Linked DNA regions of Homo sapiens: region 2 is linked to region 1. Evidence: read pairs that join two places in POLR2A ChIA-PET (ENCODE). Cell type or tissue: B cell. All regions are shown on one strand. Links, peaks and the distances in the headings refer to the core of each region. The heading gives the core; the rest is flanking DNA.

Region 1 (7,075 bases), core at 1,582-4,081:
TGTTTCTCTGTTTATCTTGGCTGCCCAGAAGCTCAGACTTAAATGTAAGAGTCTACTTACAGTAACAACCTTGTTGCGGATACAATTAATTCTCCCTATCTTGTATGTGGTTTCCGTTGTCTTTATTTATTATCTTTATTTAAACCTTTAAAAGAGTATAGGATATCAATTTATGAAAAGAAAAATATTTTTTTTAGTTCAATTGAAATCCCTGTTTTGTACCACACTATATTTAATGCCCCATATAGTTCTAAAACTCTGCATGATTCAAAGCAGGGGTTCTTATTCTGGCGTGTGTGTGTGTGTGTGTGTGTGTGTGTGTGTGTGTCTGTATGTACATACCTCAAGGGAGTCTCTAATTTATATATATAATTTATATGTATATATACACACATATATGCACACACACACACACACATATATATACTTTATATGTAACATATATATTAAATATTATATATGTGTATACATACTACACATATATATACACATAGTGTTTGTGTGTGTGTGTGTGTGTGCACTTTTGGAGAGAGAGCATCTCTAACTTTCATTAGTTTATGCAAAGAATTTATGACCCTTCTCTTGCCCCACCCCCAGACCCAAAGTTAAAAATTACTGGTTTAAAGGGACCTGGAAGTAAATATCCAAGAATAGGAATGCACACAGCTCCGCCTTCAAGTCTTCCTCCCCAGTCAGTAAACATCATTGTCATTTATTTTTGGCCTCTTTTAGGAATCGTTCTTCTGACCAAGCAAGTAGATGAATTGCTATATATGGAGCCAGTTCAAAGCAAGGCACAACTCGCTGGTTTTAGATACCAAAGAAGTCCTACAGTTCAATTATGACCTGGGGGAGGTCAGAGCTCGGCAGGTGAATCTTGCTTCTGAATGAAGCTGAGGCAGAGGGAGCCGACTTGCTTCACCCTTTCCCTCACTGGTTTCCCCCAGGGAGGCCTGGGTAACAGGCAGGGTGCAGCTCCTAGGCACAAAGATGCCTACTGATTGTGCTGGGCCAGGCTGTGGATGGGAGTTGATGGGGCAGCGAGATGCTGGGCTAGAGGCAGCAGTGGGCACCCATGACACTCAGGGAGCTGGATGTCAAGCCACGGAAATGAAATCTACCAGAGTATCAATGAGTCACAGCTGCAGCATGTTCTGAGTCCATGCACAGTGCTGTTGCCAGGAGACCCAAGACAGTGTTTTCCAAAGATGCTTAAAGCAAGTCTCCTGAGCTGGCTAAGGATGCACCATAGGGTAAGCGGCACAGAGCACATGCGCCATCACTTTCCTCCTCCTCTCCAACCAGAGAAGTACAGCAATGATCTGCTTAATAGTAAGACATGTGACAGCAACAAGTACACACTAAGTCACTATTCCTCTTGTTTCCCTGTAAGGGGAACTTGGCAGTTTTTACATTTCTGTCCCCTCATTCCCTCCTCTCCAGAGGAGGAGTGGCTTCCCTGATTGGGGAACTTGGGAGCGACGCTTGAGAATGTGGGCTCAGTCTCCTCCTCTGCCCTCGAGCTTTGGGAACAGCCTGCCTCAGAGGCCATGTATTCTGGTCTGTTTGATTCCTTTGTACTGTAGTTTTCCCTGAGAGGACTCCTTCATAGGAGACTTCTAGCTGTCCAGCACTGCTGTGGATACGCTTAATTTGGGGATGTAATGCTGGCATGCTCATTTGGTCCTCACATCTAAGTCACAGTCTCCAGTAGCTTTACCAGTAATGATACTGACGTTTTGATCTCCACTTCTTTCTATTGGTTCTGAACATAGGCCAGTAAGGCAGGAATGCTTTGTATTGGTCTTTTAAAATTCCAACAATTTCTTCTGAAGAAAGGGCTCTCCTAGTTTGAAAAATCTTAAGACAATCTGATCTCAGGCCCTGTGGGTGGTTAACAATATTTAGGGTCATAAAAGCTGGTTAACATCAGCAGGCAAGAGATCTTGGAGAAATGAAGGGACAGAAGTGGAGCAGACAAGGAAAGGGTCACCCTACCCCAGCAGTCACAGAAGTCACCAAACTTCACCAACATGATCTTCCAGCTTGAGCTGCCTCTCCATGTCCTCTCTCCCCGGCCAGATCTGATTCAGAGAGTGCCTGGGCCAATGAACATCTAACTGATATATTGAACAAATAGAGTTTAATCTGGTATGATCATGAAGTCATGTTTTTCTCATCACTGCTCCAGCGAATGCCATCTTGGCTCCTTTCTGCTGACTCTTGCCTTTGAATGAAATCTCACAAAGACATCCTCGTTTTGGTTATTCTTAGACAATAATGGAAAAGTCCTCTAGTTACATCTAGCCACAAAAAATATATATCTTATTTGAAATTAAAATGTCCAGGCCCATGTAATAGTCACATTTAGAGTAGAAACCCTGTTATCCTCCATGCAGGCTGGCTTTCTCCTAGAAACTTGTATGAAGTCAGGGAGGGGAGGCATACCTACTTTCTGTATTTCTACGGAGCATGTTTACCATTCTCCTTTACTTACTAGGTTGTCTTGGATGACCCAGGGCTGAGGCAGGGGAACAAGAAGAGATAGGGAAAGTTCTTGCTGGATGGTCTGGTGCTGGTCTCCTCTGGCTATGGGTCCTTAAGAGGTTCTTTTGCTGGGTCCCACTAACTACAGCTTCTAGCCTTTTCGGCTGAGGTCACTATACTATTTCCAGAACGTACCCCTGAGTGGGGTCACCTTTTAAATGACCCAAGTTGACAGTCCTACTACGAGTTACACATCTTGGAGTCACATGCCAGTGGCCTGGCATTTAAATCAGAGGAGGCTTCAGCTAACATCCTCTTGCGACTAGTGGCAAAGGGTTGGTGGCCTGGGTGTGGCTGGCTGCTAGAGTGTGGAGCTGGCAGAGGTTTTGCTGGTGAGATGCTGCCGGGGTTTTGGAGGAGGAAGTGGGTGGAAATGTGGGCCTTGCCCTCTCTCAGCCTGTGACAGCCTCTCTCTTTCCTGCTCCTGTTCCTTGCTGTTGGTTGCCCACTTTTCCCTTGCATCTCTCAGGCCTTGCCTTCTTCTTTGCAGTCACAGCATCCACGTCATCTTTTCCTTTTTTTATAGGATTTTTGGCTTCATAGAGAGGCTTGGTGGTACCAGCCTCTCTGTTATTTTTGTTCTAAGCCAGCCACATCTTCCCCTTTCACTTGCTAGACTGAGAGTATTCTGGGTGACTTTGAATTGAGCAGAGGTTGCCTTGGCAATCTGTGTACCCAGGGATATTGATTGGGACTTCAGGAAGTTCATGTGAGCTGACATGCAGACATAAGAAAGGGTCTACTGGGCAGAAGGAGCCAGGGCAGGACAGAAGCTACCAAGAGGAAGGGAGAAGGGAGGAGCTGCCTTAGAGAAACACAGGATCTGCCTGCCAGGAGTTCACAGGGTTCAGCAAATGGCCCAATTGTGATAGACAAGAATTACACAGAGGGAGTAAGTTCTAAAGCATTTAAACATTCCAAGCAAAACAATAAGGGCTGTGAATATCGACTCAATAATCCTTCCTATTCTAGGATTTTGGAAAAACCCATTTTACGAATTCCCTACAAAAAGTTTCCAAATCACTCAGAGAATAGTGTATTTGCCTGAAAAACATCCAGACATTCCTTATCAGCAGGCTTATGCTGCCAGCAGTGGTAACACTGTGCTTTCCCCTAAGATGTGCAAGGTTATGAGCCATGGAACAGATGTTTGCGGTTTATGACTACCTCTGCTTAAGCCTGATTTCTTAAACAAGTAGTATCTTTCAGGTGCCTTCTAATATGCACTGACTGCATTTGCTGGAGGCCTCTGTCTTAACACAGTCTCTTAATTCCCCTTCCTTTTGACTGTGTGGTTCCAGGAATGCTTGGATTTTAGTAAAATCCTGGCCTTTGATTAGGGCTGAAACTGTGCCTACTGCCCTAATGGTACATGGCAAATTAAATATCCCCCAACTTGGGTTTTGATGTGTTTGCTCTGATGAACTTTTCTCATTATGGGTTGATATGGTTAGGCTTTGTGTCCTCACCCAAATCTCATCTTGAATTGTAATCCCCATAAGCCCCATGTGTCAAGGGAGAGACCAGGTGAAGGTAACTGAATCATGCGGGTGGTTTTCCCCATGCGGTTCTCGTGATGGTGAGTGAGTTCTTACGAGATCTGATGGTTTTGTAAGGGACTCTTCCTCCTTTGCTAGGCACTTCTCCTTCTTGCCACCTTGTGAAGAAGGTGTCTTGCTTTCTCTTCGCTTTCTACCATGATTGTAAGTTTCCTGAAGGCTCCCCAGCCATGCTGAACGGTGAGTCAATTAAACTTCTTTCCTTTATAAAATTTCCCAGTCTCGGGCAGTTCTTTATAGCAGTGTGAGAATGGAATAATACGTGCATCGAAGGGCAATTCACGTCCTTTCTCTCCTGGGTTGGATTTCTGGAGCTAAACTCAGGTTTGCAGGAGTTAGCATTACTTCTTCACCATGGAAAAGAAAAACAAGGACAGGTGGTTGCATAAAGGACCCAGTGATTAAATCGAAAGCACCTGTGAAAACTCAAAGTCAATATTTTCTTTAAAGGAAGGGAGTGTACACAATCATGGTTGTTTAAGTTAGCTACCATAGCAGAAATGACCTGAATATCAATGATTGGCTTCAGCTGCTCAGCACGTCCTTCGGGTCGAAAAGTTGGGCAGTGGCCTCTGCCAACTTGTTTTTAATGAGATATCCTAATATTTTGAACAACATTGCTATGCTTCTATTTCTACCTTAATGAAAACAATGATATCACTTATACTTATTAAGCACTAGCCATGCATCCAGCACAGAACTAAATATTTATATGGATTATCTTGATTAAACTCCTCACAATAACCCTATGAAGTAGCTGCTATTTTCACGAATAGATGATAAAACAGAGGCTTAGAGACAATCTGCCCACAGTCATATAGTTTGTAATTGAGTCAACCCATGGCTGTTGTGACTCCAAAGTCCATGCTCTTACTTAGTATTGCCTGCCTGTCTTCATCAGTTGGGTAGAAGGTAACTTCTAAGTTTGTGTGTGTGTTGGTGGCAGGGGTTGGTGTTTTTTTTTTTTTTTCCCTTCCCAGGTGTTTGTTATCACAATGATTTTCACAATTCCATGTCCTGTTCCTGTGCTCTCTGTGGTGTTGACTGCATCAGTGGGAGCTTAGCTGGGGCACCTGAGTTCTCCTCCAGGTGTCCTCTGTGAGTGGTGTCTCATCCTCCAGGGCATCTCCACATGGCTTCTCTCCAGCAGAACAGCCTAGTCTTCCTCACAACATGGCAGCTGGGATCCAAGAGGGAGCTTAACCAAGAAAACAAACCCCTTTTCCAATTGCTTATATTAAGCCTCGCTTGCTAAAGTCTCATTGGCCAAATCAAGTCACATGATCAAGCCCAGATTCAACGCAGGAGAGAACTTTACCAGGGGTAAATATCAGGAAGTGTCATTCATTGGCGAAGCCACAGTAGAACAGTCTATCTCATTAGTAATAATAGTAATGATATCTTTCATATATTGAGCACTTACCATGTGCTAGTCAGTGTGTTATAGGCTTTACAAAATTATTTTAATCATCATAGTAACCCAACCTATCAGCTTGGTTTTATTCCCATGTTATAGGAGAGGAAACTGAAGCTCAGACTAACCTGATAAAATGACAAGAGTGAATTCAAACACTGATCATTCTAAGTTCCCGATCCAAGAGATAGAAATATGGTATACAGAAAATGAAAAAAAATTTTTTTTTCGTATAATGATAGCCCTTGGAATTCATAAGGAAAAAAATAAAGGTACTAGTCAATGACTTTAATGCTCAGTAGGTAGCATGTTTAGGGGCCTTCCTGCCTCAAGACTAATTCTCTTGTATTTGCAGCCAGCCTTTCTAATTCTGGTATTTTGAATGGAGAACAGTCAATAAACAAAATTGGGTATAATTAGGCTAATCAAAATGTGAAATAATATAGTGTAACTTTTCTTTTAATCAGCCTCTTGTTTTATTCTTTGGCTAAATGAGCTGGTCTTTCCTCTGGCTGTGTTTTCAAAAAGTTCTGCTCCAAACCATTTGGCAAGCAGTGAGCTGGAGAAAGAACGAAGGGGAAGGGTCTATACCCTATAATGATGCAGATTTCAAAACATAGCTTGGATTTTTGGAAAATCCCTTCATGAGCATGAAAAATACAACAACTATGTTCAGATGCTTTTGCCAGCTGAAAACCACCATGACACTTGAGATCAGTTGCAAACGTTCTCTCCTTCCCCACCAGCACCCAGGGCTGTGGTCCAGGCAGTGAACACAGTGTTTGGCCTGTCCCAGGCCTAAGGGTGTATGAAGTGTGGGCATTGTTGGGTGAGCTTGGCTGGGAGGGCAGTGCCTCAATGCAAGGGAATCATGTGGAAAGATTCATGGAAATTTATATTAAAATATGATACCTCCAAAAATAATTTCTTGCAAGCAGCAAGAATTAACGCATTGTGAAACAAACAGAGCTTTCACTATTAACTTCAGGGAAGAAAAAAAGGGAGGGTGGCTGGCTCAGTGGAAAATATCGGCTGTAAGCTGTGATTTTTTTTTTCTTGCCTTTCCCATGCTAGATGGCACTAATTGAAGAGCTCAGTTGTTTGGGGAGGGGGTTTTTGGAGGAATGTAACATGATCACGTGATTTTTGGTGCATCGTGGGGTCCCTATTTTATTTTCACTGTTAACTCCACCATTGTTTTGGTCTTTGAGGTAATTTTAAATTTTAAGCTGATTGCATGATTTTTCTGGAAGTCAACACTCGGAGAAAAGGCTGATTTGGAGGGCCTGCAGAAGTGCTGGGGTGGGTGTTGACAGATCTGAGTGACATTTGCATGGTATTTCCCTGTGTCACCCCACCCCTGCCACCCTTAATCACCCTAGTGGCAGTGGTTTAATGACACAGAGATCCTGGAAAAGAGTGTTTCTCAACCAGTTTCTTTCAAAGGGAAGCCATGGAGGAAGGAGCCATTTTATCTGAGCAAACAGCAAATTCTTACAGGAGCTTGTAATGGCTGTCCATTCTCCCACTCCACCCCCCAAAATAGAACTTGTGG
Region 2 (7,075 bases), core at 1,798-4,297, 1.1 Mb after region 1:
TAAGACTAGCCTGACCAACATGGTGAAACCCCATCTCTACTAAAAATACAAAAATTAGCCAAGTGTGGTGGCACACGCTTGTAATCCCAGCTGCTCGGGAGGCTGAAGCAGGAGAATTGCTTGAACCTGGGAGGCAGAGACTGCAGTGAGCCAAGATTACACTACTTCACTCCGGCCTGGGCGACAGAGTGAGACTCCGTCTCAAAAAAAAAAAAAATGTGTACTGGGTGCGGTGACTCACACCTGTAATCCCAGCACTTTGGGAGGCCGAGGTGAGCAGATCACCTGAGGTCGCGAGTTCGAGACCAGCCTGACCAACATGGAGAAACCCCGTCTCTACTAAAAATACAAAATTAGCCAGACGTGGTGGTGCATGCCTGTAATCCCAGCTACTAGGGAGGCCGAGGCAGGAGAATCACTTGAACCCGAGAGGCGGAGGTTGCAGTGAGCCGAGATCGCGCCATTGCATTCCGGCCTTGGCAACAAGAGCGAAACTCGGTCTCAGAAAAAAAAAAAAAGTCAAATGTCAAATATCCCCTGAGAGACAAAATTATCCCCAATTGAGAACCACTAGTTTAGCTCATCTTTGAGCATTCACTGAGCAAAAGCCCTCACTTGGTTTCCCTTCCACATCTTCTGGTGTGAAGCTTTAAAATATGTTGCTATTGATAATATAAAATAATATTTGTACTAGAAACATGCATGTATAAAGTTATTTGCCGATTTGCAAACAACACAATGCACCTTTCCTACACTGTTATTCACAAGGACCCTGGAAAAGGTAGAGGCATCATTAGCCCAAATTTATTTTATTTTATTTATTTTGAGATGGAGTTTTGCTCTTGATGCCCAGGCTGGAGTGCAATGGCACGCGCGATCTTGGCTCACCGCAACCTCCACCTCCCGGGTTCAAGCAATTCTCCTGCCTCAGCCTCCTGAGTAGCTGAGATTACAGGCATGTGCCACCACACCTGGCTAATTTTGTATTTTTAGTAGAGACGGGGCTTCTTCTTTTTGGTCAGGCTGGTCTCGAACTCCTGACCTCAGGTGATCCGCCTGCCTCGGCCTCCCAAAATGCTGGGATTACAGGCATGAGCCACCGCGCCCGGCCTCATTAGCCCAATTTTAAACCAAAGGAAATGAGAGTCTATGAGGTTAAATGAATTCCCTGGGACCACTCAGGAAGAGCTGGAACTACACCCCAGGCCTTCTGACACTGACCAGTACACCAGCCTTTGACTCCCCTGCAAAGGCCAGGCTGCATCTTCATGGAGGAGGTGGGCAAATTCTCAAAAGCAGGGACTGCGGTTCTGACACCTGGGCTTCTGTCATGGAGCAGAGAGTGGGGCCTCTGTGTGGAAACTGGGCTAGAGGGGGGTGCCAGGTGCACCCCCAGGAGTGAGCCTGGAGCAGTACCCTGACCTCTCAGGATGTGTGTGTTCCTGGTTACCAGTCATTGCTCTTCTGTTTGCCTGGCAAGTGAGAAGAATAGAAGAAACACCTCCACTAATAAGCCAAGGTCCAAAAGGCTTTCAAACCACTGTGGTCTCTGACTTTTCACCTTCATATTCTATTTAGAAAAGAAAATGCATGCACACTTGAAAGTTTCTTCCAAATTTATCTGTTGCTATTTTGAGGCCTTATCTACCTCCACTTAGTTGATTATATTTAATCATGACCATCAGCCAAACAAGATTTTAAAAGTTTTTGTCAATGCCTGAAAACATTTTTGCAAGATAAGTTAAAAAACAAATATATGAAATAAGACTAAGCAGAAAACCTTTCCCCTACCTTTTCCTCCCAGGCTTCCCCAAATATAAATGACCATGAAGTCACCATAGAAGCGGATACTTATTTGCCTGTGGATGAAACCCTGATTCCTACAGGTTGGTGAATTTAACCTTTTTGTGTTATGTGGGATCATGGATTGGCTCTCGAGGCCAAGAAAGGACATTAGTGGAGAAAGCGGTGAAATCTTAATAAAGTCTACAGTTTAGTTAATAGAATTATTCTAGTGGTAATTTCTTAGTTTTGATATGTGTACTGTGTTTATGTAAAATGTTAGCATGAGGGAAAGCTGGGACAGAGATGCAGTATTTTTACCACTTTTCTGTAAGTCTAAAATTATTTCAAAATTTCAAAAATTTTTAAAAAATGGTGAGTAAGATAATACTTTACTGGGGCTGGGCGCGGTGGCTCACGCCTGTAATCCCAGCACTTTGAGAGGCCAAGGCGGTTGGATCACTTGAGGCCAGGAGTTTGAGATCAGCCTGAGCAACATGGTGAGACCCCGTCTTATTTTTTTTTAAGATTAAAAAAAAATTTTTTTAATGCAAAAGAAACTAAAGTTAAAAAAAATTTTAAATAACTTTACTGGATACTCATCTTACACTAGGTAACAGCTTTTGTTTTAGCTGGCTTTTTTGGGAGGGGGGCGGTGCGGGAGGGGATAGGGTCTCATTCTGTTGCCCAGGCTGGAGTACAGTGGCACAATCTCAGCTCACTGCTGCCTAGACCTCCTCCCCAGGCTCAGATGATTCTCCCATCTCCACTTCCTGAGTAGCTGGGACCACAGGCACACACCACCACGCCTGTTGTATTTTTAGTAGAGACAGTGTTTTACCACGTTGCCCAGGCTGGTCTCAAACTCCTGGACTCAAGCAATCTGCCCGCCTCAGCCTCTCAGAGGGCTGGGATTACAGGTGTAAGCCACTGCGCCCGGCCACTTTGGCCTCTTTAATGGGTTGAGTTTATGGCTGCTAGTTCAAACTTTTTATGAGGAAGAAAGGTAAGCATGTGAGCCTGCATACCCAACAGCAACTTCAGGTAACAGCAGGCATTAGGAACTCCCATAAATATAGTGACTACAAAACTAATTGGAATAATAATGAAAAATTGAGCTCAATGGGGTCAAATTTTTGGCATCACAGTTTTTGAATATTTTCCTGGCTCCAGGGCTGAGTTTAAAGGCTTTTCTGTTTGTCTTGGTAGCATGTGTCATCTTGTGATATTTACATGACTCAATAGAAGGGCATGAGTAAGCTGGCCCATCTGGTCCTAGAGGCAGAATTACTGCAGTAGAACTATATGTTGTGAACTGCAAGGAAAAAATAGTGGTGGCTGCTGTTTTGTGACTGATAAGGAAGAAAGTGAATCAATTAGCTTATAAGTGGAGGTTATGAAATAAGTGCATATTTATTTGTGTATATTTATAAAATCTTCTCATGCTATCCGGTTGAGTTGATCAGATGAAAATCACAACAGGGCATAATTTGTGCATTTAAAGGCCTGTAAAGGCCAAGTTATTTTACTTGATTGTAAAAAATCATTGTGGCAAAGCACAGTAGGCTTAACATGCACTCTAATGGACTGCATAAAACTTGCGTTCGCTGGGTATGGTGGCTCACACCTGTAATCCCAGCACTTTGGGAGGCTGAGGCAGAGGAGGATCACTTGAGCCCAGGAGTTCGAGACCAGACTGTGCAACACAGTGAGATCCCATCTCAACAAAAAATTGAAAAAAAAAATAGCCAGGTGTGGTAACACGCACCTGGGGTCCCAGCTACTCAAGAGGCTGAAGCAGGAGGATCTCTCGAGCCCAGGAGTTGGAGGCTGCAGTGAGCCGTGATCTCTGCTGCACTCTACCCTGGGCAACAGAGCAAGACCCTATCTCAAAAAAAAACCTAATTGGGAATATATGTGTTATATTTCAGTAGTTTTTTTTTTTTTTTAAAAAAGACCAAACTACCATTTATAATCACCATCTTTTCATGAAAGAATATTTTAGTACCATAAAAGTGTAAACAAATTTAATCTCAGAATAAGGAACAACTCTTTATGTTGAATTTATGTAGCTTTTTAAAAAATAATATGGTACCACTTGGAGCCAATACTATAAAAAAAATAAATAGCAGATTATCCAAACGTATCTCAGTTTTCTGGGGACCAGTGAAAATGTTATCACTAACTCATAATTCAGAACTAGTAATTGATCTGTAAGGCCACTTCTCTCTCTTGCATTCTCCAATTCTACGAGGCTCCTAGCATGACATTTTACTGCTATTTCCACAACTCTTCAAATCCTTTAGAGCTCTATCATTGAAGTAAATAAGTTGCTGCAACTTCAGAGCTCATGAAAAATTTGTAATTCTCTCCTACCTATCCATACTTGAGTCAGACCTACATGTTATACCTGTTTGCCGAGTGACACTTAAGCAGAAATTGTAGTATTGTTTTCTCTTTTCTCAGAAGTCCTTAAGAAACAAGCTAATTGTCTGATTCCTTTGAAACTTCCTCCAAAAATGGGTGGTAGTAACTGCTACCCTGCACTTTAGGAATGTAAGAATTCACATGTCTGGCCCACTTTCCACTGAGAACAAATCTCTAGGAGCCCAGATTTTCTCTCTTTTTTTCTTTCTGTTTTGTAGAGACAGGGTCTCCCTATGTTGCCTAGGCTGGTCTTGAATCCCTAGGCTCAAGCAATCCTCCCACCTGGGCCTCCCAAAGTGCTGGGATTACAGGTGTGAGCCACCATGCTGGTCCTCATCTGACTCTTAACACTGATCAAAAGCCCATGAGCTTAATTTTGAAAGAAATCCAAAAGGCTTGCCCATCATTTGATCACTCAGAAGTGCTGCTGGGCTCTCTAGGAGTTGGCAGTCTATGGGAAGGGTCAGCCAGAATTGTGTCCATTAATCTGGAAAATATCAGGATAGACATAACTAGGAGACTTGGCACAGAGGGCAGGCACTGCTGAGGGGGCTTCCAGATAGAGGAAATGAGAGTTAAATAAAACCTGGAAGGGAAAGTGGAAGTTTGCCAGGGAGTGAGGAGGAGAAAGGTGTTCCAGATAAAGATGAACAAGCGTGGGCGGTGCAAGAAATAGCAGGACTAGCCCAGGGAAGTGCTGTGCTTTTGAAGCAAAGCATTTGGGGCATAATTTTAGTGGCAGAGAGTGGATGGGCCTGGAGAGGTTGATTGGGGCCATGTCAGATCTGTACCAGGCTCTGTGGAACTGCAATCCCTAGGGTGGCCCTGGGTGGCCCCAGGCTGGCCTGGAGCTCAAGGCCGATCCACATAGCTGACTCACAGGTGTGCCTGAGTCCAGTCTCAAACTTCAGCGTGTTCTGCCAGAGCTGGACTGAACCACAAGGCCACTTTCCTGAGACGTGCTACAAGAACCTGTTAGACCAGGTCGGGTGCAGTGGCTAATGCCTGTAATCCCAGCAATTTGGGAGGCCGAGGTGGGCAAATTACTTGAGATCAGGAGTTCGAGACCAGCCTGGCTAACATGGTGAAACCCTGTCTCTACTAAAAATTCAAAAATTAGCTGGGTGTGATGGTAGGCGCCTGTAATCCCAGTTACTTGGGAGGCTGAGGCAGGAGAATCGCTTGAACCCAGAAGGCAGAGGTTGCAGTGAGCCCAGATCACGCCACTTTACTCCAGCCTGGGAAACAGAGCGAGACTCTGCTTCCAAAAAAAAAAAAAAAAGAGAGAGAGAAAATAACCTGTTAGACCAGCCATACTCCATTAAGACTTCTCAAAATAAATATGCACTATCTACCGACTGTGGTTTTGTTGAATTGAGAAAAAGAAGATACTGATTATCTGTGAGATAAGGTGAAGCTTTATGATAATAATAGCTAGTATTTCAGGGAGGACTTTATAAATAATTCATACCACAAGCCTGTAAGGTAGGTTCTGTTCATTTTTCTTATTTAACAGATGTGAAAACTATAGAACAAGGAGTTAAAGTACCTTACAGAGGATGACCCAGTTAACAAGTTGGGGAAAGCCGGGATTCACACCAAGGTAGTCTGGTATTAGAACTCAGGCTCTTAAGTAGACCTGCACTCTACAGATCTTACAATGTGGTTAGATGTCAAGAAGGTTTGGTGCCAGGCACAGTGGCTCACACCTTTAATCCCAGCACTTTGGGAGACCAAAGATTGGTTGAGCCCAGGAGTTCAAGAGCAGCCTGGGCAACATAGGGAGACCCTGTTAATACAAAACATTTTTTTGAATTAGCCAGGAGTGTTGGTGCATGCCTGTGGTCCCAGCTATTTGGGAGGCTGAGGTAAGACAATTGCTTGAGCCCAGGAGGTCAAGGCTGCAGTGAGCTGTGATTGTGCCACTGCACTTCAATGTGGGTGAAGAGCAAGACCCTGTCTCAAAAAAAAAGAAGAAGATTTGGGAGGTAGGGGAGAGGCAGAAAGGAGTGAGGAAAGAAAGAAAAGAAAAGTAAATTAATTTCTTTACTATATAAATACCCAAGTGCAACATATAGTCAATAAATGAGAAGTAAGCCAAAACAAAGAACAGACTTTTGCCAGCTGTCAATCCTCAGCTCTTTTGCCACCTTTTGTACAGGGAGCCTCCCCAGTCCTCTCACTGTCTCCTCCTTGTTCCTTCCTCCCTTCAATTTATTTCTACTTTTCTGCAAAGAAAACAGGAAACCAAGTTTGTTTAAATTAAATATAAGAAAGGGAGAGAGAGAAAGAGGAAGGAAGGAAAGGAAAAAGGGAAGGAGGGAGAGGTTTTCTTGAAATTAAAGAGCATGAATTTAAGTGTCTGGCCTTGTCAGTCTGACAAGAAAGGGAAAGTCAGGCTGGGCGCAGTGGCTCAAGCCTGTAATCCCAGCACTCTGGGAGGCCGAGGCGGATGGATCACGAGGTCAGGAGATCGAGACCATCATGGCTAACATGGTAAAACCCCGTCTCTACTAAAAATACAAAAAAATTAGCCAGGCGTGGTGGCAGGCGCCTATAGTCCCAGCTACTCGGCAGGCTGAGGCAGGAGAATGGCGTGAACCCGGGAGGTGGAGGTTGCAGTGAGCCAAGATCGGGCCACTACACTCCAGCCTGGGCAACAGAGCAAGACTCCGTCTCAAAAAAAAAAAAAAAACAAAAAAAGAAAGGGAAAGTCAAGGGAAAGTCACCTCAGGTGTCATTGTTCTGTTGCAGCATATGGTGTTCCTGACAGATCCCTTGTCTTTCTGGTTCTTGGTTTTCTCATATGCAGAATCTTGTTATGAACAAGTTGTGTTGAAAGTTCACATTCTTTAAGTATGTATGT

Evidence for each region. Peaks named below come from ENCODE experiments on the same cell type or tissue, not always from the same donor. Only the 100,000 strongest peaks of a DNase experiment are listed, where the experiment ranks them.
Region 2: POLR2A ChIA-PET joins it to region 1 with 7 read pairs; 2 of 35 experiments call an interaction of 5 or more read pairs at or near these places.

What each region holds. Positions count from the first base shown.
Region 1 is chr2:37,613,146-37,620,220 of GRCh38, forward strand. No RefSeq gene overlaps it. Among named protein-coding and RNA genes, the nearest start is that of LINC03063, 54 kb to the left of the region's middle. In B cell, for the core only: no CTCF peak of the experiment used is centred there; DNase peaks (open chromatin) are centred at 2,886 and 3,736; H3K27ac peaks cover 2,107 bases.
Region 2 is chr2:38,688,009-38,695,083 of GRCh38, forward strand. It overlaps GALM (galactose mutarotase), which reads left to right. Exons shown (of 7, transcript NM_138801.3): 4 at 1,805-1,886. The region is part of intron 2 of LOC124905993 (a long non-coding RNA gene); the gene reads right to left. Among named protein-coding and RNA genes, the nearest start is that of GALM, 25 kb to the left of the region's middle. RefSeq lists a silencer at 4,719-5,013. In B cell, for the core only: no CTCF peak of the experiment used is centred there; no DNase peak of the experiment used is centred there.